Regions from separate parts of the Homo sapiens genome. Here region 2 is linked to region 1. Evidence: read pairs that join two places in POLR2A ChIA-PET (ENCODE). Cell type or tissue: GM12878. All regions are shown on one strand. Links, peaks and the distances in the headings refer to the core of each region. The heading gives the core; the rest is flanking DNA.

Evidence for each region. Peaks named below come from ENCODE experiments on the same cell type or tissue, not always from the same donor. Only the 100,000 strongest peaks of a DNase experiment are listed, where the experiment ranks them.
Region 2: POLR2A ChIA-PET joins it to region 1 with 5 read pairs; 7 of 35 experiments call an interaction of 5 or more read pairs at or near these places.

The regions. Positions count from the first base shown.
Region 1 is chr15:75,126,195-75,138,775 of GRCh38, reverse strand. LOC124903530 (a long non-coding RNA gene) reads right to left here and starts at 7,840. Exons shown (of 2, transcript XR_007064721.1): 1 at 7,590-7,840. RefSeq lists enhancers at 7,331-7,580, 7,751-7,810, 7,851-8,040. In GM12878, for the core only: no CTCF peak of the experiment used is centred there; DNase peaks (open chromatin) are centred at 7,685 and 8,010; H3K4me3 peaks cover 749 bases; H3K27ac peaks cover 2,500 bases.
Region 2 is chr15:75,053,881-75,066,461 of GRCh38, reverse strand. No RefSeq gene overlaps it. Among named protein-coding and RNA genes, the nearest start is that of PPCDC, 37 kb to the right of the region's middle. RefSeq lists an enhancer at 4,726-4,775. In GM12878, for the core only: no CTCF peak of the experiment used is centred there; a DNase peak (open chromatin) is centred at 4,951; H3K27ac peaks cover 1,191 bases.

The DNA of each region.
Region 1 (12,581 bases), core at 6,791-9,290:
TGCCTTGCCTAAGCCTCCTTCCCTGTGTCCCCCTTCCAGGAGGGGAAACCGGGGGTGGGAGAGAGGGCAGATTGGAGCCATGTGGCCAGATGGTTCTGCAGGAGGCATTTTCGGTTTCCGTGGGGATGCTAGGAACGCCAGTCCGGAAGGAGGGAAAGGTGCCTTCAGCATAACAAGACCCTCCACAGGGAAGGGGGCAAGGTCATGAGAATGGAGGAAAGCGAGGGCCTCAAGCTAAAGGACACACCCCCCTCTGGGACCTTTGGAAGAAAGAAGTCCTCCCAGAGGGAAGGAGAGTTTGCCCTCAGGTCCTTAAAAGGAGAAAAGGCAAAGCAGTCTGGCTGGTAGAGAAGCCACTGGCTGGGAGGAAGAACGCATCATTGTCTCCAACCTCAGGCCAGACGCATCCCACCAGGGGAATCCCAGACACCCAGGAGGCCTCCCAGGGGCTGGACTGGGCTTTAGTTTCTGAAGGGATTGATAGCCAGTCCTGGCAGGGGGAGTTGCAGAGACAGCAACTCAGGAAGGTTAGAGAGAGGGCTGGGCATCAGCGGGGAGTGGGGAGAAGAAGTGGGTCAAGGAAGGAGGGCGTCTCCGCATAGGCACCCCAGAAGGTCCTGGCTGTGAGAGAGAGCCCCCTTCTCCGAGAGGAGTTAGTTCTCCAAAGGCATAGCCTAATCCGCCATATCCATCCAAGCGCGCAGTTTGCTTCTGTTCTCAGGCTCTGGGCAGCTTTGGGACGGAAAGGGTTCCTTTCAGTGGGCTGTGCTGCCTGGAGGCAGCCAGGACCAGGTCTGGGCAGGTCTGGTAGGTGGCAAGGTAAGTGAAGAGGGGCCACTTTGCTCAGCGAGCTGAATAGCAAAGGCCTACACGGGATTGCCAGATTTACCAAACAACAATACAGGACTCCATTACATTTGAATTTCAGATAAACATTGAATTTTTTTTTAGGATGAGGAGGTTCTATGCAGTATTTGGGATATACTTATACTAAAAGAGTATTTGTTATCTTAAATCTAATTTTAACTAAGCTTTCTATATTTTATCTGGCAGCCCTAGGCCTGCCCCACTAGGGTCCCCAGTTGCCCCTCACAAGGACCATCCCCAGACACCCTTGCCCTAAAGCATAGAGACCCAGGACCTTGGCAACAGAAGGAAGTGGCCTTTTTTGGTGCATTCTAGAATTCCTGGCAGGCCTCCCCTCTCCCCAGCACCTGCCTCCATTCCTTCCGCACACATTTTTAGGTCTGGCACCAGAGATCCTATGGCAGAGTAAGCCCTGGGAGGATGCTAGGTGAGTTGCAGTGCATCCCACCTTACTTGTGTATCTGCAGCCCTTCACTAATCATGGCTGCAATGGCCTTTTCTTGGAGGAGTCAGAGAGATTGACTGTGGTACTTGGGCTTAAAGAATGCTTGGGAGAAAATGGAGATGGACGCAGGGACAGAAACGCATGCAAATACGTTCTGGGAATCCCAGTAACTTCTGTGGCTTGACCTGTGTTTGGATAAAGAGCGAGGACATGCCAGTGGCAAAGAGGCAAAGGCCAGTCACTTAAGGCTTTGGATCTTAGGCCAAGGCATCTGTACTTTACACTCAGCAGTAGAGAGCCATGGAAGAGGTGCTTTAAAATTGTTTATTTGGGTGTGGTGGCTCACACCTGTAATCTGAACACTTTGGGAGGCCAGGTGGGAGGATTACTTGAGCCCAGGAATTTCTGATCAGCCTGGGCAACATGGTGAAACCCCAACTCTACAAAAAATACAAAAATTAGCTGGGCATGGTGGCATGCACCAGTAGCCCCAGCTACTCAGGAGGCTGAGGCAGGAGGATCAATGGAGCCCGGGAGGTCAAGGCTGCAGTGAGTTATGATTATGCCAGTGCACACCAGTCTGGGTAACAGAGCAAGATCCTGTCTGAAAAAATTATTTATTTGTTGGTTAAAGTAAGTAAACAAGTAATACAATACGGAACAGCAGTGTTGTCAAAGTATGGCCTATGGACCCTGGAGGTCCCCAAGATACTTAGAGATCTGCAAGGTCAAAACTATGTTTATAGTAATACTCAGACATTCTATGCCCTTTTCATTCAAATGATGTGTTATCATTTGACTGACTGCTTGAGAGCAATGGCGAGTGAACGTGTCATTGCTTCAACACAAGTTAAGGCAGTAGTGCCTGAGAGGATCAAAATATGCCACTCCAAAATAAGCCACTTTGGCAGAAGAACTATTTTGAGTGGAATGCAACTGGGAATCAACAGTTGCAGGATGAGTTCTCTGCTTTCCTCTTAGCTGCAAAAAACAGGGCATAAATTTCCCTTTGTGAATACCAAGATGATTTTGCATAAACAGACCTTACTAAAATAACCTCTATCGTCCATTCGTTCCCCCATATATTTCCTAGCCACTTCCCCACAATTTGTCACCCTTGATGCCCAAACCCTCTTTCCTTTGTTAAAATGTTGTGTAAGTCCCCATGTCTAATGACTTCTTTGAGTTTCAGTTCTTTTCTGTGAACTCTCATGCAGGTAAATATTCATAAAAGTTGTGTGCCTTTTCTCCTGTTATTCTGTCCTTTGTCAGTTTAATTCACAGACCTCTAATCAATGAACCTGAGTGCAGACAAAACGTTTTTCCTCCCTGACACTGCAGCCTTGACATCCTGGGCTCAAGCGATCCTCCCACTTCAGCCTCCAATTAGCTGGAACTACAGGCACGTACCACCACATCGGCTATTTTTTTATTTTTTGTAGAGACGGTGTCTCAGTATGTTGCCCAGGCTAGCATTGTATTCTTCATTGCCATGTATTTGCAATTTAAAAACATTTCATTTATGAATGACCTTGATGGAACAGTAAAAAATACTTTTATTAACTCTCAATCTGTGAGCAGTATATATCTTTCTATGCTTGATATTTTGTGTGATGAAAGGAGGAGTATGTAGAAAGCACTTCTGCTGCTTACCAAAGGATGATGGGCTTCTCTAAGGAAAAGCGCTTGTGTGATTGTCTGAGTTGTCAGCCAAACTAGCTGCTTTTTTCATAGAACACCATTTTTACTTGAAAGACTGACAAACTATGGTTATTCCGACTGGTATTTAGCAGACATTTCTTAACAATAAATAAAGTGAAACTGTCACTCCATAAAAGCAACTGACAGCATTTGTTGCCAATGATAAAATTTGAGCTTTCAAGCAAAAGTTAGAATTTTGGAAAATGTGTATCCACCATTGTGAGCTTAACAAGCTTCTAAGTACTTAAACACTTTTTTTTTCCTTTCTTTTCTTTTTTTTTTTTTTGTGTGAGATGGAGTCTTGCTCTGTCACCCAGGCTGGAGTGCAATGACATAATCTCAGCTCACTGTAACCTCTGCCTCCTGGGTTCAAGCAATTCTCCTGCCTCAGCCTCCTGAGTAACTGGAATTACAGGCACACGCCACCACACCTGGCTAATTTTTGTATTTTTAGTAAAGATGGGGTTTCACCATGTTGGCCAGGCTGGTCTTGAACTCCTGACCTCAGGTGATGTACCCACCTCGGCCTCCCAAAGTGCTGGGATTACAGGCATGAGTCACCGTGCCCAGCCTTACTTAAACAATTTTCTTATGAGATTAGTAGTGATATTAACACACATGATTTTTCAATATTGTCTAACAAAATGTGTCAAAAATTGGATGATCTGCATAACTCTATCAGTACTTTCCAAATGACAAATGCATAATGTTACAGAACTACACTCACATAAAAGATTCACTTAAGGTACAAGACAGGGCTGAGTATAGTGGCTCATGCCTGTAATCCCAACACTTTGGCAGGTAGAGGTGGGAGGATCACTAGAGGCGAAGAGCTGGAGACCGGCCTGGGCAACATAGCAAGACCCCATCTTTATTTTAAAAAATAAAAAATTAGCCAGGTGTGGTGGCACACACCTATAGTTCCAGCTACTAAGGAGGCTGAGACAGGAGGATTGCTTGAGCTCAGGAGTCTGAGGTTGCAATGAGCTATGATCAAGCCACTGTACCCTAGCCTGGGTGACAGAGTGAAACCCTGTCTTAAAAAAAAAAGTGGGGGGACAAGAGAGAGCAATGGCTTTTGTTTTGTTTTGTTGTTTGAGACAGAGTCTTGCTCTGTCACCCAGGCTGACGTTCAGTGGCAAAATCTCGGTTCACTGCAACCTCTGCCTCCCGGGTTCAAGCAATTCTTGTGCCTCAGCTTCCCAAGTAGCTAGAATTAGAGATGTGCATCACCAAACCCAGCTAATTTTTGTATTTTTAGTAGAGGCGGGGTTTTGTCATGTTGGCCTGTCTAGTCTCAAACTCCTGGCCTCATGTAATACGTCTGGCCTCAGCCTCCCAAGGTGCTGGGATTACAGGCATGAGCCACGGCGCCCAGCCGGAACAATGAGTTTTAATGTAACAGTATGAATATGTCATTGCTATGGTTTCAGATTCTACATTGCTTTGAGAAACTGCTGCTTGTCCAGTCGATGTGCTATCAAAGAATACCCACAAAAGGCTATTTAAAGTCTCTTTTTTCTAACTACATATCTTACTGACATGAATTTTCTTCACATACTCCAACCAAAACAATGTATTCTGATAGATCGAATGCAGAAACAGATATGAGAATGAAGATTTTTCAATTAAGTCAGATATTAAAGAGATTTGCAAAAATGCAAAACAAAGTCATTTTTCTCACTAAATGTTTTTGTTTTGGAAAGGATAGTTACTTTTTACAAAACTGTCATTTATATTAACATATAATTGCTTTATTGTTGTTATTTCCTTTCTTTTTTTTTTTTTTGTTTTTGAGACAGGGTCTTACTCTGTTGCCCAGGCCGGGGTGCAGTGGCACAATCTCGGCTCACTGCAACCTCCGCATCCTGGGCTTAAGTGATTTTCCAGTCTCAGCCTCCTGTGTAGCTGGGACTACTGGCACACACCACCACCACACCTGACTAATTTTTTTGTGTGTATATATATATATAATTTTTTTTTTGAGATGGAGTCTTGCTCTGTTGCCCAGGCTGGAGTGCAGTGGCACCATCTCGGCTCACTGCAAGCTCCGCCTCCCGGGTTCACACCATTCTCCTGCCTCAGCCTCCCAAGTAGCTGGGACTACAAGCGTGTGCCACCACACCCAGCTAATTTTGTGTATTTTTAGTAGAGACGGGGTTTCACCGTGTTAGCCAGGATGGTCTCGATCTCATGACCTCATGATCCACCAGCCTTGGCCTCCCAAAGTGCTGGGTTTACAGGCATGAGCCACCACGCCCAGCCTAATTTTTGTATATTTTGTAGAGATGGCATTTCACTATGTTGGCCAGGCTGGTCTCGAACTTCCGAGTTCAAGTGATCAGCCTGCCTTGGCCTCCCAAATTGTTGGGATTACAGGCACGAGCCACCTCGCCTGGCCTATTGTTATTTCTAAATGAATTAATATGTAAATATTTTTTAAATTTCTTAGCTTTAATTTCTGATAACCCTCATTAATGAAAATGTTTTTGGGGACACTGAGTAATTTTTAGAGTGTAGAGGGGTCCTGAACTTTGAGGGGTTCTTCAAACGCAGAACTTTGAGAACCACTACAAAACAGAGTGAATTAACTTTCCATCCCACTACACAATCTCAGCCTGCTGAGACAACTACTGTGGTCAGTGTACTATGTACCCTTTCCTATATTGTATGCCTTTATACCCAAAAGGTATCCACAATTTATTTATTTTTATTTATTTATTTGTTTGAGACAGGGTTTCGCACTTGTTGCCCAGGCTGGAGTGCAATGGCATGATCTCGGCTCACTGCAACCTCTGCCTCCCGGGTTCAAGTGATTCTCCTGCCTCAGCCTCCCAAGTAGCTGGGATTACAGGCATGTGCCACCACACTCCACTAATTTTTTGTATTTAGTAGAGATGGGGTTTCACCATGTTAGTCAGGCTGGTCTCAAACTCCTGACCTCAGGTGATCCACTCGCCTCAGCCTCCCAAAATGCTGGGATTACGGCGTGCACCACCGTGCCCGGCCAGGTATTCACAATCCTGTACCTGGCTTTTTTCCGTAGGAAAAGAATAGACCATGGAACCCAGCCCATATCAGCGTACATACGACTGCTCCAAGTTTTCCTGGCTGGATTGTGTGCCTATTATATGGACGCAATGTAATCTATTCAACCATCCTGCTGCTGCTGGACATTTAGGTTGGTTCTCATTTTTTAACAAGTTCAGGCCCAGCGCGGTGGTTCACGCCTGTAATCCCAGCACTTTCGGAGGGTGAGGCGGGCGGATCACAAGGTCAGGAGATCGAGACCATCCTGGCTAACACGGTGAAACCCCGTCTCTACTAAAAATACAAAAATTAGCCGGGCATGGTGGTGGGCGCCAGTAGTCCCAGCTACTTGGGAGGCTGAGGCAGGAGAATGGCATGAACCCAGAGGTGGAGCTTGCAGTGAGCCGAGATCACACCACTGCACTCCAGCCTGGTCAATAGAGCGAGACTCCGTCTCAAAAATAAACCAGTTCAAACAATTATGTAATGAACATCCTTGGAAAAGTTTTAAGCAGGTAAGTGATAGGATCAGATTTGCTTGTTTAAAATGTCACTCTGAATATGTAAGCTGCTGAAATCTGAACAAGATCTATGGATTGTATCAATATCAATTTCCTGGCTGTGGATATTGTACTATTGTGCAAGATGTTGCCACTGAGGAAATGAGAAGGAAACCAGGTGAAGAGTACATGGAATCTGTCTATATTATTTCTTATAATGCATGTGAATCTATAATTATCTCAAAATAAAAAATTTAATTAAAAAATTGAGGCCCGGCATTGTGGCTCACGCCTGTAATCCCAGCACTTTGGGAGGCTGAGGCAGGTGGATCACCTGAGGTCAGGAGTTCGAGACCAGCCTGGCCAACATGGTAAAACCCCTGTCTCTACTAAAAATACAAAAAATTAGCCAGTTGTGGTGGCAGGCACCTGTAATTCCAGCTACTTAGGAGGCTGAGACAGGAGAATCACTTGAACCCAGGAGGCAGAGGTTGCAGTAAGCTGAGATTGCGTCACTGCACTTCAGCCTGGGAGACAAGAGCAAAACTCTTGTCTCCAAAATAAAAAAGAAAAAAAACACACGTATTAGGATAATTAGTATCAAAATAACAGAAAATAACAAGTGTTGGCAATAATGTGTGAAAACTGGAATGCTTCTGCACTGCTGGTGGGAATGTAAAATGGGGCAGCTACTATGGGAAACAATATGGAAGTTCCTAAAACACTAAAAATAGAACTATCCTATGACCCAACCATCTCACTTCTGGTTTTACAGCCAAAATAATTGAAAACAGGATCTCAAGGAGATATTTCCACACTATGCTTACAGCAGCACTAGTTGTAATAGCCAAGAGGTCAAAAGCAACCCAAGTGTCCACTGACAAATGGATAAAGAAAATGAGGTATATACATACAACGGAATATTATTGAGCCTTAAAAAGGAAGGAAATTCTGACACATGCTACAACATGGTTGAACCTTGAGAACATCTTATTAAGTGAAATAAGCCAGTCCCCAAAACACAGATACTATGTGATTCTACTTACATGAGTTGTCTATAGTAGTCAAATTCATAGAAACAGAAAGTAGAATAGTGGTTGTCAGGGGCTGGGGAGAGGGAAATACAGAGGTGTTAGTTTCATGGGTATAGTTTCACTTTTGCAAGCTAAAAAAATTCCGGAGAGCTCTTCCATAACAATGCGAATTTAACTAACGGTACTTAACTCTATACTTAGAAATGGTTAAGATGGTAAATTTTGGCCAGGCACAGTGGCTCACGTCTGTAATCCCAGCACTTTGGGAGACCAAGCCAGGTGGATCACTTGATGTCAGGAGTTCGAGACTAGCCTGGCCAACATGGTGAAACCCTGTCTCTACTAAAAATACGAAAATTAGCCAGGTGTGGTGGTACACGGCTGTAGTCCCAGCTGCTCAGGTGGCTGACGCAGGAGAATTGCTTGAACCCAGGAGGCAGAGGTTGCAGTGAGCCGAGTTCACACCACTGTACTCCAGTCTGGACAACAGGGTGAGACTCTATGCAAAAAAAACAAAAAAAAAAAACAACAAAAAAAAGGAAAGGGGAGCCAGGCATGGGTGTGGTGGCTCACGCCTATAATCCCAGCACTTTGGGAGCTGAGGCTGGTGAATCACCTGAGGTCAGAAGTTTGAGACCAGCCTGGCTAACATGGTGAAACCCTGTCTCAACTAAAAATACAAAAATTAGCTGGGCGTGGTGGCGCATGCCTGTAATCCCAGCTACTCGGGAGGCTGAGGCAGGAAAATAGCTTGAACCTGGGAGGCGTAGGTTGCAGTGAGCCAAGAATGCACCATTGCACTCCACCCTGTGCAACAAGACAAAACTCTGTCTCAAAAAAAAAAGATGGTAAATTTTATCTTATGCATTTTTTTACCATACACACAAACAGACAAAACTAGAGGAGAGCTAGTTAAAAAAAAAAAAAAAATCACTCTAGCTGCCACTAGGTTTGAAGGGGCTCTGCTAGTGGCAGGAAAGTCTCCTAGCAGGATGTTCTTTTGTCTTGATGAGAAGTGCTGGGGCATGAACAAAGGCAGTGCCCTGGATCCCCAAAGACTGTGAAAGATTGAATTATTTGTCCCTTGTAATATAATTATCCACCCACATCCTTGCCATGGTGGACAGAGAATACTTTCCCACCTTTTGATTTTGTGTTTGGCCATGTGACTTGCTTTGGCCAGTAGGAAACTTGTGAACCTGACATGAGAAGTTTTGAAATGTGCTTGCTCAGTTGGACATGCCTTCTCATGCTGCAGTAATCTGCCATGACAAGAACGTGCCCCATATAGCTGCTGCTCCTTCCTTCTGGGTCCAGGAATGAGTCTCCAGGAACAGGCCATAATCCCTGGGTAGCCGCTGGTCCCAGGAGAACGAGGGACATGCCGAGCAGATCTGAACTCAGCCTGCAGCTTGGAGTCTAGCCTCGATCAACCAAGGTACGATTCAATTTCAGCTGAATTGTACAGCTGACCCACAGGTCATGAGCGTGACAATAAAGGATTATTGTTTGAAGCTTCTGAGTTGTTGTGGTTGTTGTTTCATACAGCACAACGACCCATTTTAGAATGGCACTTAGTAGGCTTTTACAACCTCAACCATTGTTCTGCTGATAGCAAAGCTTTCCATCCAGCAATACTCAACATCCAAACACAGAAGACATGGCAAAAGCAGGGGGGAGTGCTGAGGTGGTTAAGTTCATATACAGAGTGCTGGTGAAAGCACAGGGTGAAGAATCCCTGGGGGTCACTTCCTAGATGGGAGCACAGTAGCCTAATACCTTAGCTGTAGCTTCATCAGTATGTTGGTATGGATCGCTGTAGGAACACGTGATCAACAGCTCTTAGCATCATCTTTTTGGAGTGACTTGAGTCTTGTGATTGAAATGATTCTATTTCTTACTGGTTGGGATTATTTAGTGAAGACACTGTTTGGAACAGATATTATCATTATCCTGTTCCTGGGCCTGTAACCCCAGCACTTTGGGAGGCTGAGGCAGGCAGACCACAAGGTCAGGAGATCGAGACCATCCTGGCTAACACAGTGAAACCCCCTCTCTACTAAAAATACAAAAAATTAGCCGGGCGTGGTGGCGGGCGCCTGTAATCCCAGCTACTTGGGAGGCTGAGGCAGGAGAATGGCGTGAACCTGGGAGGCAGAGCTTGCAGTGAGCTGAGATCGAGCCACTGCACTACAGCCTGGGTGACAGAGCAAGAATCTGTCTCAAAAAAAAAAAAAAAAAGAAAGAAAGAAAGGAAAGGCAAGGAAGAAAAGAAAGAAAGAAAGAAGTCACTACTTTATCATATAAAAATCAATAATAAGTCATTAATGGAAATTATAATCCAGTTGGTGTTTTCTATTTCTTCAATTATAATTTTTTCTTTTTCTTTTTTTTTTTTTCTTGAGACAGGATGTTGTTTTGTCACCCAGGCTGGAGTTCAGTGGTTCAACTATAGCTCACTGCAACCTCAAACTCCTGGGCTCAAGTAATCCTTCTGCCTCAGTCTCCTGAGTAGCTGGAACTACAGGCGTGCACTACCATGCCTGGTAATTTTTTAAAATTTTTGTAGAAACAAGGTTTCACTTTGTTGCCCACTTTGTTAATCTGGAACTCCTAGCCTCAAGTGATCCACCCGCATCAGCCTCCCAAAGCACTGGGATTACAAGTGTGAGCCTCCATTCCTGGCCTCATTTTCTTTTTTAACAGGTGTTTGAATTAATATACAAATAAAGTCTATAAATAGGGCTTGGTTGATAAATCTTAAAACCTGCAAGTTTCCCCTCCGTCTCTTTTTGTTTTGTAATACTGTTTTGTTAAGGAAATTGGGGGATTTTTTTAATTTTGTTTTTGTTTTTTGGTTTTTTTTGGAGACCGAGTCTTGCTATCACCCAGCCTGGAGTGCAGTGGCGTGATATCGGCTCCCTGCAACCTCAGCTTCCAGGGTTCAAGTGATTCTCCAGCTTCAGCCTCCCGAGTAGCTGGGATTACAGGCGTGTGCCACCACACCCAGCTAAATTTTGTATTTTTAGTAGAGACAGGGTTTCACCAGGTTGGCCAGGCTGGTCTCGAACTCCTGACCTCAAGTCATCCACCAGCCTCAGCCTCCCAAAGTGTTGGAATTACAGGCGTGAGCTACCGCACCAAGCTGGAAACTAGGTTGTTTATCCTTGCAGTTTCCCACAGTCTGAATTTGGTTGATTGCAACCCTGTGGTACCATTTAACATGTCTTCTGTCTTCTGTATTTAGTTAGGGAGGCTTGAACAAATTCACGTCCAACTATTTTTTTCAAGACCACCTCCTAGATGGTGATATGTGCTTCCATCAGGAAGCACCTAACTTCTGGTTGTGTCTCATTTTGCAACATCTGCAGCCATGGATGATCATTACTTAAATTCATGAGGAATTGCAAAATAGTGACATTATAACTGTATTATTTCTTATTTTATTAACCTGCATATTTCTACAAAGTGAAACTTGCCCTCATTGATTATTTAGTTATCCTGAGAGATAGATCATATGCAAAAGACATGACAAATATTTAATGCTTTCCCTTTATTTACCAGCTGCCTAGCATCCCCCTAAGGTGAAAAACTAGTTATTTTTAAATATGTGTGAATCAGTGGATTTAAACATGTCTGATTGGTGTCAATCCATTGCAGTTATTAATCTTACTGGTGCTCAAAAAATCTCGCCTTTGGCTGGTGGAAGTGTATTCAGGTTGGCTCCTGTCTCCTTTTGACATGACCCGGGGAGTGTTTCATAGCATCCTATTTTATATGACAGGATATTTATGACTCATTCCTTATATCTCCTGTCCCCAAAATGCCCAGAGGCATTTTTCATCTGGATTGCTTGAAGGTCAGTGATGGCAGGAGGTAGGCTGACTCCCAGTTTGAAGACTTACAGAGCTACATGGACAGTGATGTCACTTGCAGATGTGGGGTCGACATTGAGGTTGGGGGACCAGAGTGGTCAAAGAAGACTGAGAGGGTAGCGGAGTGAGGGCAGACATCTCTGGCCATCCTGCAGGGCCGTGGGGACTTTAGCAGTGCAACTCCCGTCCACAGTAAGGGTGATGGCAGTTGCTGCAGGTGGCCACGGGAGGCTAAAGGCAATGGTACTACGAAGGCCCCAGGCATCTTCAGGCTTCCACATGGTCCATGGCACAAGTCACCACAGACCGCCCAAACCTGGGTTCACTTTCCTCTCTTGGCGCTTGTGCATGAGAAAGCTCCTGTCTTCTCCAAACATGGGTTGGCCCAAAAGAGAGATGTGTGTCCCCTTGTTACAGTCTGCTCAGCCTGCTAGTATAACACCCCAGCCCCCCCATACACACGCCTTTGTGCCTTCACCCCTGCACCATAAAGCACATGTACTCCATGCGTAAACACGTTTACGTATACGATGGTGTGCAGCTGCCCACTCACACGCACACATGCAGTGGTGTAGAGAAGGAGCCTTGGCGGTGCACTGTGGTCAGGAAGGCCTGCACTTGAACCTCCTTCGCTAGGCCATGGGTCTCTGGACCTCAGTTTACTGATCTATAAAACAAGATGTTGGCCTTAATGTCCCTCTGTCCCCAAGGTCCCTGTCTGTCCATGCTGACAATAAGGTTCTAAGTGTTTCAAAGTATATATTCACTCATAGAAACTCTGGGGACAGCCCCTTCCAAGCCTCCCCTAGTCCCCGTACCCACACATTTTAACCAGAAGAAGCCCTATACCTGGAATGCCCAGCCTTCAGGTTGCAACTTGCTTTTCACCTTGACTACAGCACCCGAGGAGACAGAAATGCTCACTGGGTGGCCCCCCCAGGCTGGGGTACTAGGGGGCAGGTGGCTCTGGCTTGGTACCCTCCTTAGGCCTGGATTTCTACCCACTTCCACAGGGCTCCAGCGGGGACAGTAACCAGTCTGCAACGGCAGTGGGCTCTCCCAGTTTGCCTCCCAGTTAGGATTTGCCAACACTGGCCATCTAAGGCCTACTGGGGTCCTTGCAGGTTTC
Region 2 (12,581 bases), core at 3,429-5,928, 69 kb after region 1:
TCCTTCTATTAAAAAGCAGCTCAGAAATAGCTCCCTTTCTAACCTCATGCAGTTCAAAGAAATTACTTCTCTTCTAACAAATGGCGCCTGAAAGCTCAGCCTGTAAATCACAGATAAAGAGCTCAAGCACAGAAGGAGGGGGGTTGGGGGGGATCGAGATTCGGGGGAAGTCTCCTGGGTAATCACCAAACTTCACTCTCATACAATGGGCCCCAGTAAAAACAGTGGGCCTTAATAAGCACATTCCTTTCCCTTTAGGCACACTAAGATAGGGAAGCTAAAAGTGGACTGGGGTGTGGGGGTGGGTGCCTGAAGCTGCAAGATACCTGGAACAGACACAGATACTCTCCCTCCCAGATAAGTGACACAATTAGGTAAAGGCTGATAGAAACTCTGCTCTAAACAGATAGCACATCTGGTCACAACCAAATCATTGGGCCCTAGGAGGATAAGACATCCCCTCCTCACTAGCCCCCTCCTCACTAGCCCATTTATGAAAACTCTGACATTTTTATTGCAACTTGGCAACCGGCTCAGGACCCCCCCTTCAATGCAGAGCTGGTCCCTCCCACGGCCACGAAATTCCTACTCCAAACCCACTCCACCTGTGCAACCCCAATCTCCCCAGCTGCAAGACCAAGAATCCTGGCATCCACCCCAGCCAACAAGGCTGCCTCACTAAGTATTGCATTACACAGAGCCTGGGGTCCCCAGTGACTCCCTTTGTGTACTATAGACATTAGTTCTTTTATCAGGGGTTTACTCACACTAGCTCTCTCACACTGTCTACCTTTATTTCAGCTGTCTGCTCCTGCTCTGCGACACCTGCCACCCCCCAACCTGCAGCTGCACTTCCTGGCCCACAAGGCCAGCTCTTAGTTACAAAGTTAACTTTTAAAAGGCTTTGCCTTACTGGGTTCTCTGAACTTAATCTGGAGTTTTTTTTTTTCCATCTGATCTCTGGCCTCTGCAGGAATGCAGAGGGAGTTTTCTTTTTCTTGTTGAATCTCGAATGCCTTTGAGACATTTTGTGTCCTAGGAGTGGGCTCCTTGACCCCTTTAACTATCAGTTCTCTGAGGTCCTGCATTTGGGCCTAGTCCCTGGGATCATTATTATCCCATTTGGGATTGACATTTGGAAGTTTTTTGTTCGACTGTCAAGACTTCTTGCCTGGGAGGGTGTTGCCTCTTCCAGATAGTCATGGCCACTCTCCTAATCATTCCCTTTTCTTCTCCTATGAACAGGATATTTAAGATAGACATCATTTCAGCCCAGGTGTAAAAGCTGGGTCCTATGAATTTGTCCAGTTGGTCTGCTAAACCGAGGGGATCTTCTAGGAGTGGTTTCATTTCCTTCTTGAAATTCCTAACATTAGTACTTGTAAGAGGAGCATTTACAAAGCCAATCTCTCCCTGTCCCACGAGAACTTCCCTAAAAGGGAACATGCTAGATGCCTGCTGTGTGAAAGGGATAGGGAAGTTTTCAATATCCCTCTTACACTGTTCTAATTCTTTTTTCAAATTTGGATAAGGATTTAAAGGAGCAGTTGGTTCAGCTTCCCCATGGTCTCCAGGTCTTTCTTCCTCTAACCCTCCTGCTGCCCCTTGATCTTCCTGTCCCCTATTTTGTGAGACATATGGAGGGGGCATGTATGACAGGGGGTCCCAGGGCTTTTCCCTGGGTGAGGGCTTTTTACTAGGCTCTTTTTCTTCTTCTTTGAAGGGAAACATGGGGGCTAATTCCTTGATCCAGCAGAGAGCATAACATCTCTTCTTGTGAGGGTGGGGTTTTATCATTCACATAGAGAATTAAAACTTGGCACACCCAATCCTCATCTGAGCCAAACTTGGGCCAAAACCCTGAAGGCTTACAAATGGGGTCTTTGGGCCAGATAAAACAGCAATGCTTTATTATCTTTTGCTTTTCCTTGTCCCTGGTTCGAGGGTTGTCCCTCCAAACCTGCCACATTCTCCCCAAAGGACTATCTGGGGGAATGTCAGAGGAGTCTCTTTGGCTCCCTCTTTCCTTTGTCCCCTAGGCCTAGAATTCCTGTTTCCCATTTTCAGTCAGTCTCTGTGTCTGAGTTTCCCTGTGTACTCAACCCCCCTTTACTGGAGGTTTCTTGCACACCCCGAGAATCGCTTCATCTGTGTCCAGCCATTTCCCTCTCGGGAGAACAGAACCACGGATTAGGACTCCGCACTCACTTTGTATCTAAGATACGTCTCAGTCACACACACACTCAACCGCCGAAAATGCCCAACCACCAAGGCAGTACTTACAGTCCAATTTTCCACCTTGGCTCACACACAAGGTTGCCTGGTTGCCACGATGCCCGCTTTTCTCCCTGTGTCATCTCAACTGTCTCCTGAATAAGTCTTGGGTTTGTCTATGGCTTCTGTGGGGAGCCGGGATGCCCGACAGAGCAGGCCACCTAAATTGAGTAGGACATGTCTCCCCTCTTGGCCAGAGTCCCACTCCATGCAGGCACAGAGATCCCAGACAGGCCCCCAGGTTGTGAGAAACATGCTCACCTGTCCAAACCCAAAGAATGGACTTAGAGGCATGAAGAACAGTTAAAGTGAGACTTCTAATAGTGGTCTTGCAAGATCAGGTGTCTTGCAGGCAGGCACGCCTGGGACAGTCACAGCAGGTAATTTATCCCTTAGCACAGAAGTCCCTCCCCCAGTTCCTCATTGGTTGAGTACTATGGGGTTACAATCTTCCCGGATATTGCCTACGTTTTCTTATCCCCCTTATAAGATTATACCCCATCCCCTTCCCCACTTAAGTTTAGATTTCCCAATAATGAAACTTTTTTCCCTTTTATGAGCTGACCCCTCTTCTACATTCTGTTTGTTTATTGTGACCTTCTAGATGCATGAGCCCTGTGGTTTGTTACATTTTCAGGCTGGCTGCCAGTACTTAGATTTATCATGCCTTGAAAACTGACCACTTGAAATGTTTTCTCACAGGCCAAGCATGGTGGCTCATGCCTGTAATCCCAGCACTTTGGAAGGCCAAGTTGGATCGTCTGAACTCAGGAGTTCGAGACCAGACAGGGCAACATGGCAAAACCCTGTCTCTACCAAAAATTCAAAAAAATTAGCTGGGCATGGTGGGACGCACCTGTGGTCCCAGCTACGGGGGAGGCTCGGGTGGGAGGATCACTTGAGCCTGGGAGGCGGAGGTTGCAGTGAGCCAAAATCACACCACTGCACTCCAGCCTGGGTGACAGAGTGATACCCCATCTCAAAAAAAGAAAAAAAATGAATGAATGAAAGGAGGTTGTAGATGTGTGGGGACAGTGGGATATGGGATATGGAAACTCCCTGTACTTTCCACTCAGTTTTGCTGTGAACTTAAAACTACTTCAAATAACCTTACTAATTAAAAAAATTAATAAATGAATGAAGACATATGATCAGTCCTTGCTTATGCAACTTTGGCTTGCAGAGGCCTCAGGCCATTGTGCTTGTGTGAAGTACCGCAGGCAGACTTGTCCCCGAGAGCCAGCACTGGCCCAGGCCCAGGTGCGAGCAGGTGCTGTGATCCACCTGACTGGATGACTGGTGGCCTATTTCCTACCCATCTGCCTGTGATGTCATAAGTCAAGGTGATTCCAAAGGCCATCTGAGCTTTGGCCTGTGCCCTCCATTTTCTATGCTGTGGCCACTGGTCCACTCTGGAGGGTCAGGCTGGCTTGTGAATGGAGCAAGAACTAACCCCTGAGGCTTACAAATTCTGCATGCATGCATATGCTTGCACACCTTCTGCTGCTAATCTGGAGTATTCCTGCATCCCAGACCACCACGATTCTCTGAGTTCCAGAGAGACTGAGCCAGGGCCATGGCAGAATCTATAGACCAGAGGGGACAGTCCTGGCTCCAGGATACCTGCCATTCGATGTATCAGTGTTCCTGTTCTCCAATCATAAAAATGGGGCAACTCAGGGCATGACTTCTTTCCTAGAAAATTCCCAGGCAAGCCTCTGCCTTGGTCACGCCTTCCTGGAAGCCCAGGACGATCCTTGTGGAAGCCTGGGGGGCCTCTACCCCGCCCTAAACCCCCACTACACACTCACCTTCTCTTGCAAGCCAGCCCTGGGAGAGGCCATATGGAGACTTCAGGGATTGTCTGGTGACTGGCCTGTCACCCTCCAAGACCCAAGCTTTGTTCCCTCCAGCTGGCCTCCTCCTCTGGTCTTCCTCCAATGGCCCTGGGCCTTGGAGGCAACATGACTCACAGAAAGAGCAAGGGCTTGGAGCCTGCCAGAGCTTCCTCACTTACTAGCTGTGGGACCTTGAGAAAGTTAAGTAACCGGTCAGGCGCAGTGGCTCACGCCTGTAATCCCAGCACTTTGGGAGGCCAATGCAGGTGGATCACCGGAGGTCAGGAGTTCGAGACCAGCCTGGCCAACATGGTGAAACCCCGTCTCTACTAAAACTATAAAAAATTAGCTGGGCATGGTGATGCGCACCTGTAGTCCCAGCTACTCAGGAGGCTGAGGCAGGAGAATCACTTGAACCCGTGAGGTGGAGGCTGCAGTAAGCCAAGACTGCACCCCCAGCCTGGGCAACAGAGCAAGACTCCGTCTCAAAAAAAAAGAAAGTTAAATAACTTATTTGAACCTCAGCGTCCTCATTTGTCAAATTCTTGCTCTCAGGAGAAATGGCCAGGGGACAACAATATCCACCTTAGGGTTGCTGTGAGAATTAAATTGTAAATGGTGGCCATTGCTTCACAGAGCATGGCTTCCTTCTGGTGCTCTGTGAGTAGTGACCATACATGCTGGTTTGCCCAGAACAGTCCAGTTGATGCCTATTTTCCTGGCATGTTAATTGCCCTTTTTCACTCTCAGAAGTGCCCAGTTTAGACAAAATACAGTCAGCCTGTGTTTCTTTCTATTCCTAGCTCAGGTCCAGCCTGTGTTAGCAGCACCACTATTTCTACTTTCCCCTGTAAGAGGCCATGCTTGGTTTGTGGTTAGGTTGCTGACACACCAGGGGTTTGGTCTAGGTCCTGCTGTTGGTCACACAAAAAGCCAATGACTGAGACACAGGATTGCCAAGGAAGAAGGCTTTAATTGAGTGCTGTGGCCAAGGAGATGGGAGCTCAGTCTCAAATCCATCTCCCTGGCTAAAATTAGGGGTTTGTACAGCAGGGAAGAAACTTAACAATGTAAGGGAAAACAGGAACTCCTGAGGGGTAAGGAAGCAATCATGATAATGAGGGGCCTGGGTCTCATTGTCTGGATGCTATGCTCTGTGAGTTTCAGTTCTTTCCTACTTTTTGAGAGGCCTGGTATCTCACTGTCTGAATCTGGTGAGTTTCAAGCTTTAAGACCAGATGTGTCCATTTCTGTTTATCAGGAAAAACTGTGTATGAGATTCTTTGATACTTTTTGAGAGACCTGGTATCTCATTGTCTGAATCTGGTGAGTTTCCAGCTTTAAGACAAGATATGTCAATTTCTGTTTATCAGGAAAAGCTGTCTATGGAACTATTGGGTCAATTTCAGTTATATCCTTCTTTCTGGGCCTCAGGTTCCTCTTATTATTATCATTTTTTAGAGATAGGGTCTCCCTACGTTGCCTAGGCTGGAGTCAGTGGCTATTCACAGGCTCAGTCATGGCACACTGTAGACTCAAACTCCTGGGCTAAAGCGATTTTCCTGCCTCAGCCTCTGAGTAGCCAGGATTGCCCGTGCACACCACCACACCTAGCACAGGTTATGTCTTTTTTTATTTTTTTTTTTTTGAGACAGAGTCTCGCTCTGTCATCCAGGCTGGAGTGCAGTGGTGCAATCTCTGCTCACTGCAACCTCCGCCTCCTGGGTTCAAGCGATTCTCCGGCCTCAGCCTCCTGAGTAGCTGGGATTACAGGTGCATGCCACCACACCTGGCTAATTTTTGTATTTTTAGTAGAGACGGGGTTTCACCATGTTGGTCAGGCTGGTCTCGAACTCCTGACCTCGTGATCCACCCACCTCGGCCTCCCAAAGTGCTGGGATTACAGGCATGAGTCACTGTGTCCAGCCGCTTTTTTTTTTTTTTTTTTTTTTTTTGAGATGGAGTCTCGCTCTGTCACCCAAGCTGGAGTGGGGTGGCAGGATCTCCACTCACTTCAAGCTCCACCTCCTGGGTTCACACCATTCTTCTGCCTCAGCCTCCCGATTAGCTGGGACTACAGGTGCCTGCCACCATGCCCAGCTAATCTTTTGTATTTTTAGTAGAGACGGGGTTTCACCGTGTTCACCAGGATGGTCTCGATCTCCTGACCTCGTGATCCGCCTGCCTTGGCCTCCCAAAGTGCTGGGATTACAGGCATGAGCCACCGCGCCCAGCCGCCCAGCCTCTTATTTCTTAAATGGGAATAACAATGCCCATCTGGAAGGATGTTTAGGAGGCTTAAATGCAGGGTCTGGCACAGGCCAGGAGCCAGATAAACCTGAGTTCCCTTCCACAGCCTTCTCTCTCTTCCCTCCATCATGCCAGCTTCCCCCAAGCATGGCACACCAGAATTCAACTTCTCCCCTGCCAGGAGAGCAATTTCCAGAAGTTCCAGGTAACATATCAGCTCCCAAGCCAGGGCCAGGCCACGGTCTCTTCTGAGAGGAGGAAATCTTCAGGGCCAGGAGCGGTGGCTTACACCTTTAATCCCAGCAATTTGAGAGGCTGAGGCAGGAAGATTGCTTGGGTGTGGTGGCTCTCACCTGTGGTCCTGGCTACTCCTCTGGTGGCTGAGGTGCGAGGAACACCTGAGTCCAGGGAAGTCGAGGCTGTATGTGAGCCATGATCGCACCACTGCAGTCCAACCTGGATGAAAGAGTAAGACCCTGTCTCTTAAAAAAATGTTATTTACTTTTTTTTTTGAGATGGAGTCTCACTCTGTCGCCCAGGCTAGAGTGCAGTGGCACGATCTCGGCTCACTGCAACCTCTGCCTCCCGGGTTCAAGCAATTCTCTGCCTCAGCCTCCTGAGCAGCTGGGATTACAGGCACTCGCCACCACGCCCAGCTAATTTTTTATTTTTAGTAGAGACGGGGTTTCGCCGTCTTGGCCAGGTGGGTCTTGAACGCCTGACCTTGTGATTCATCTGCCTTGGCCTCCCAAAGTACTGGGATTATAGGTGTGAGCCACCACACCTGGCCAAAAAAATTTTTTAATTAAAAAAATTTTATGTCTGGTCAGGACCTAGTTAAAGTTAAAAAACTTTCTTTTTTTTAATTTTAAAGAGAGGGCCGGGTGCAGTGGCTCACACCTGTAATCCCAGCACTTTGGGAGGCCGAGGCGGGTGGATCACGAGGTCAGGAGATCGAGACCATCCTGGCTAACACGGTGAAACCCCGTCTCTACTAAAAATACAACAAAAATTAGCCAGGCGTGGCGGCCGGTGTCTGTAGTCCAGCTACTTCGGGAGGCTGAGGCAGGAGAATGGCATGAACCCAGAAGGCGGAGCTAGCAGTGAGCCAAGATAGCGCCACTGCACTCCAGCCTGGGCGACAGAGCGAGACTCCATCTCAAAAAAAAAAGAAAATTTAAAGAGAGAAAGAAAGGATCTTCAGCATCCATGTGTTCATGTTCAACTCATGTTGGCTGCTTCCAAGTCCATCGCTATGGCTGGTAACATTGTTTTGCCTACACAGATGGAAGGCACCTTTTAATTCACCTTTGAACACTCCTTCCTCTTCCAGGAATCCAGAGGCCTGAAAGGGAGTCTGCTGGGCCTCCAGTCCCTAAGGACCTGCTGTCTAGGCTAGCAGGCAAAGCATCACCATGTAATCTCAGCAGATAAAGCCACCATGAAATGAGCCCATTGCAGCAAGGGAACGACACATGCTCCCAGATTCCACCTGGATTAGCTGCATGTCCTCCAAAAGCCCTGAAGCTCACATATCTGCCTCTTGTCCTCACACCCACCCACTCCCCACATTCCTTTGCTATGAGACAACTGGTAGTTCTTCTGGCCTGATCATTCCCATTGCCTTGCCGCAAGGGGTACCAAACCTGGCTTAAATATTGTAGAATATTTGGTTCCACCAGGAAGCTCTCAGTGTAAACAACTTGTCAGTTATTGGGGTTGATTTCTTTGCTCAGAGGCAGTTGCGTGACACTTAGGATTTTCATCCTGCCCTAGAAACCACAATACATGAAGGAAGGAAGCCATGAGCAGAAAAAGGTAATGAAGGAGCTGTCCAGTTGGGACTGAAAGGGCAGGCATCTGGGGATGCTGATGTATGGTGGAAGGGGTGTTTCAACTGACCCCAAGGAGGTAAATGCAAATAAGGGTAGAAGTCCTGTGCAGGAGCCTGTTTGCAGGTAGCTGTAGGGCAGAAAGAGAAAACCCTAGCACACTGCACTGGCTGTGCGGCCCTCAGTTTCTTGTCTATGAAACAGCTACATATGCTAATTGACTCCATCGTGAAGCTGTTATGTGAGGAGGGTGAAATGAGATTAAAGAAACACTTGGCAATATGGAGAACATGTAACACGTACCCATAACCCAAGTCTTATCTAGGGCTCCACACAGTTCAGTCCTGCTCAGCTGCACTCAGAGAATCACACATTGCAAAGGGCTTTAAAAAGAACCTCAATCACAATTGCTGCAGTGAGCTGAGATTGCGCCACTGCACTCCAGCCTGGCGACAGAGCAAGATTCCATCTCAAAAAAAAAAAAAAAAAACCTTGGCCAGGCGCGGTGGCTCACGCCTGTAATCCCAGCACTTTGAGAGGCTGAGGTGGGCAGATCACAAGGTCAGGAAATCGAGACCATCCTGGTTAACACGGTGAAATGCCATCTCTACTAAAAATACAAAAAATTAGCTGGGCGTGGTGGTGGGTGCCTGTAGTCCCAGCTACTTAGGAGGCTGAGACAGGAGAATGGTGTGAACCCGGGAGGCGGAGCTTGCAGTGAGCCGAGATCGCGCCCCTGCACTCCAGCCTGGGCGACAGAGCGAGACTCTGGCTCAAAAAAAAAAAAACAAAAAGATTCCTTCACTCCTCCATTTGTTCCCATCTTCCCAGTTCTGTATCTCAATCTGTTTTTCTTTTTTTTTTTTTGTTTGAGACGGAGTCTTGCTCTTGTCATCCAGGTTGGAGTGCAATGGCACGATCTCGGTTCACTGTAACCTCTGCCTCCCAGGTTCAAGTGATTCTCCTGCCTCAGCCTCCCGAGTAGCTGGGATTACAGGCGCCTGCCACCACCCAGCTAATTTTCGTATTTTTTAAGTAGAGACAGGGTTTTGCCATGTTGGCCAGGCTGGTCTCAAACTCCTGACCTTGTGATCCACCCGCCTTGGTCTCCCAAAGTGCTGGGATTACAGGCGTGAGCCACCACCAATCTGTTTTTCTAATCCCACACCACAAAGTGCCCAGGAACCACAGAACAGATTGTTTTTGTTTTGTTTTGTTTTTTGAGATGGAGTCTCATTCTACTGCCCAGGCCGGAGTGCAGTGGTACGATCTCAGCTCACTGCAACCTCTTCCTCCCCGGTTCAAGCAATTCTCCTGCCTCAGCCTCCTGAGTAGCTGGGATTACAGGCATGCACCACCACACCTGGCTAATTTTGTATTTTTAGTAGAGACAGGGTTTCACCATGTTGGCCAGGCTGGTCTTGAACTCCTGACCTTAAGTGATCTGCCCACCTTGGCCTCCCAAAGTGCTGGGATTACAGGCATGAGCCACTGCGCCTGGCCACAAAGACAGATTGAACAATACTGTGAGGTCAGGAGAGAGAAAAAAACTATACTATAATAAGCAAAGCAAAATTATTTTTCATGGGTGGGGCTGAAGATTGCTATAAATCTTGCACCAACACACACATACAGTGTCATTTAGTCTCCCTCCCTCCACTGGCCACAAGGACAGTGGGTTGTTTTTTGTTTGTTTGTTTGTTGGATATTGTGTTTTGTTTTGTTTTTAGTACACACCACCTTTGGAAAAGACCGTGGTTTTTACAGTTTTTAATGGTGTTGATTTTTCTTCACATTGTTACTTTTGTCACCCCTTTTCCAGAATCAGGGGTGTGGTCAAGGCCTTCAGCACAACCTAGATTCCCCTTCTCAGCATCCTGGCTTCCTCCTAGACTCCAGCTTCTCAATCCAGACCCAATCTGTCCTGCACATACCGCCCCGCTGATCTTGACCGCACGCCACACTCACCATGTGCCTCCCCTACTGAACAGCTCCCAACCTCCCCAGCACGTGGAGCCGGAGTTCCTCCCTGGGTGTCCTACATCAAGCACATGGCAGCATGTCTTCACCCTTTGTATCCTTGGTCCTCCTGTAAGCCCCAGCCCAAGTTCTGTTCCGTCCAGGGGACCCATCCTGACTGCTCAATTCTGAAGTAGAGTCCATGCCACACAGTCTCACTTTCATTGTTTGCTGTTATTTGATCACTGTGAATCTTTCTCCCATAAGAACATAAGTTCCTTGAGATCAGGGATCTCAAAGGTTTATTAAAAGCACACAAGGATACTCAAAATTCATTTTCCTCTGTTAGCTTGTGACAAGAAAAGCAGACCCATTTCTACTCCAAAGGCCTTGATGAATATCTTCAGGCCAGGCACCGTGGCTCATGCCTGTAATTACAGCACTTTGGGAGGCCAAGGCAGGAGCATCACTTGAGTCCAGGAGTTCATGACCAACCTGGGCAACATGGTAAAACCCCATCTCTGCAAAAAATAAAAAATTAGCCAGGCATGGTGTCATGTGCCTGTAGTCTCAGCTACTGGGGAGGCTAAGGTGGGAGGATCAACTGAGCCCTGGAGTTCAAGGCTACAGTGAGCTGTGATTGTGCTGCTGCACTGCAGTCAGCCCAGGTAACGGAGTGAAACCCAGTCTCAAAAACAAAAAGAAAATTTCCAGATGCCTCTGCCAAGTCTGTGTGTTTGTTTGCAGTAACTCCCTGCCATCATTTTTAAGAACTTCCAGATAAAGAACAGAAAGAGGCCAGGCTCACACCTGTAATCCCAGCACTTTGGGAGGCTGAGGCAGGTGGATCACTTAAGGCCAGGAGTTCAAGACTAGCCTGGCCAACATGGTGAAACCCCGTATCTACCAAAAATACAAAAATTAGCCGGGCCATGGTGGCGGGTGCCTGTAGTCCCAGTTACTCGGGAGTCTAAGATGGGAGGATCACTTGAGCCCCAGAAAGTCAAGTCTGCAGTGAGCTGTGATTGTGCCACTACACTCCAGCCTGGATGACAGAGTGAGGCCCTGTCTTAAAAAACAAACAAAAAGAGCAGAAAAATCTTTTTATATTTTTATTTATTATTATTAAATTTTTTAGAGACAGAGTCTCACTCCTCACCCAGGCCGGAGTGCACTGGCATGACCATAGCTCACTGCAGCCTTGGACTCCTGGGCTCAAGCAATCCTCCCACCTCAGCCTCCTAAGTAGCTGGGAATACAGGCGTGTGCCACCATGTCCAGTTAGTTGTGTTTCTTTTGGTAGAGATGGAGTCTCACTGTGTTGCCTAGGCCTGTCTCAAACTTCTGGTCTTAAACTAATCCCTCTGCCTTGGCCTCCCAAAGTGTTGGGATTACAGGTGTGAGCCACTGTGCCTGACCACAAGGAACTCTTTTTAAAATGTATTTATTGATTTTGTGGTAGATAGTATATTCATCTGGCCCAACAATTAAAAATGAAGTCACCTCCTATCTTTTTTTTTTTTTTTTTTGAGACGGAGTCCTGGCCTGCCTCCTATCTTTGTTTCTCAACCACTCAGTTAGTTCCCCTGCCAAGAGAAAAACAATAGACAATGTTTTTCTCTGTTTATCTTTTTAAAGGCATTTGATGCACACACAAGCCAATAAGAATATATCCTCCTTTTCTTTCCCCACCCCCATTTTTTCTGCACAAGCATGCATGTGACATTCTTCTGCACCTTGCTTTTTCTGTTTAACAATGTACCTCAGAAGTCTTCCCAAATCAGCTTCCTCAACACTTTGTTTTATGGTTGTGTAGAGTTCCAGTGTATGAAGGAACACACTAATTTATTTATCCAATCTCCTGGCTGTTAGATAGTGAGGGTGTTTCCAGTCTTTTAGCACCATATGCGAGGCTGCAATAAATCTCCTGTTCAGACATAATGTCATACAACTGAGTGTATCTGTGGGACAAATCCCTAGAAGCAGAATTGCTAGGTCAAAGGGTAAGGTGCATATGTAATTTTTTTTTTTTTTTTTTGAGACAGAGTCTTTCTCTGTCACCTAGGTTGAAGTGCAGTGGTGCAATCTTGGCTCACTGCAACCTCCACCTCCCAGGTTGAAGCGATTCTCCTGCCTCAGCCTCCTGAGTAGCTGGGATTACAGGCATGCACCATCACACCTGACTTTGTATTTTTAGTAGAGACGGGGTTTCGCCATGTTGCCAGGCTGGTCTCAAACTCCTGAGCTCAGCCAATCTGCCCGCCTTGGCCTCCCAAAATGCTGGGATTACAGGCGTGAGCCACTGTGCCTGGCCTGGTCTTTCAGTACCATATACAAGCCTGCAATAAATCTGTTTAGACATAATGTCATAGAAGTGAGTGTATCTGTGGGACAAATCCCTAGAAGTAGAATTGCTGGGTCAAAGGGT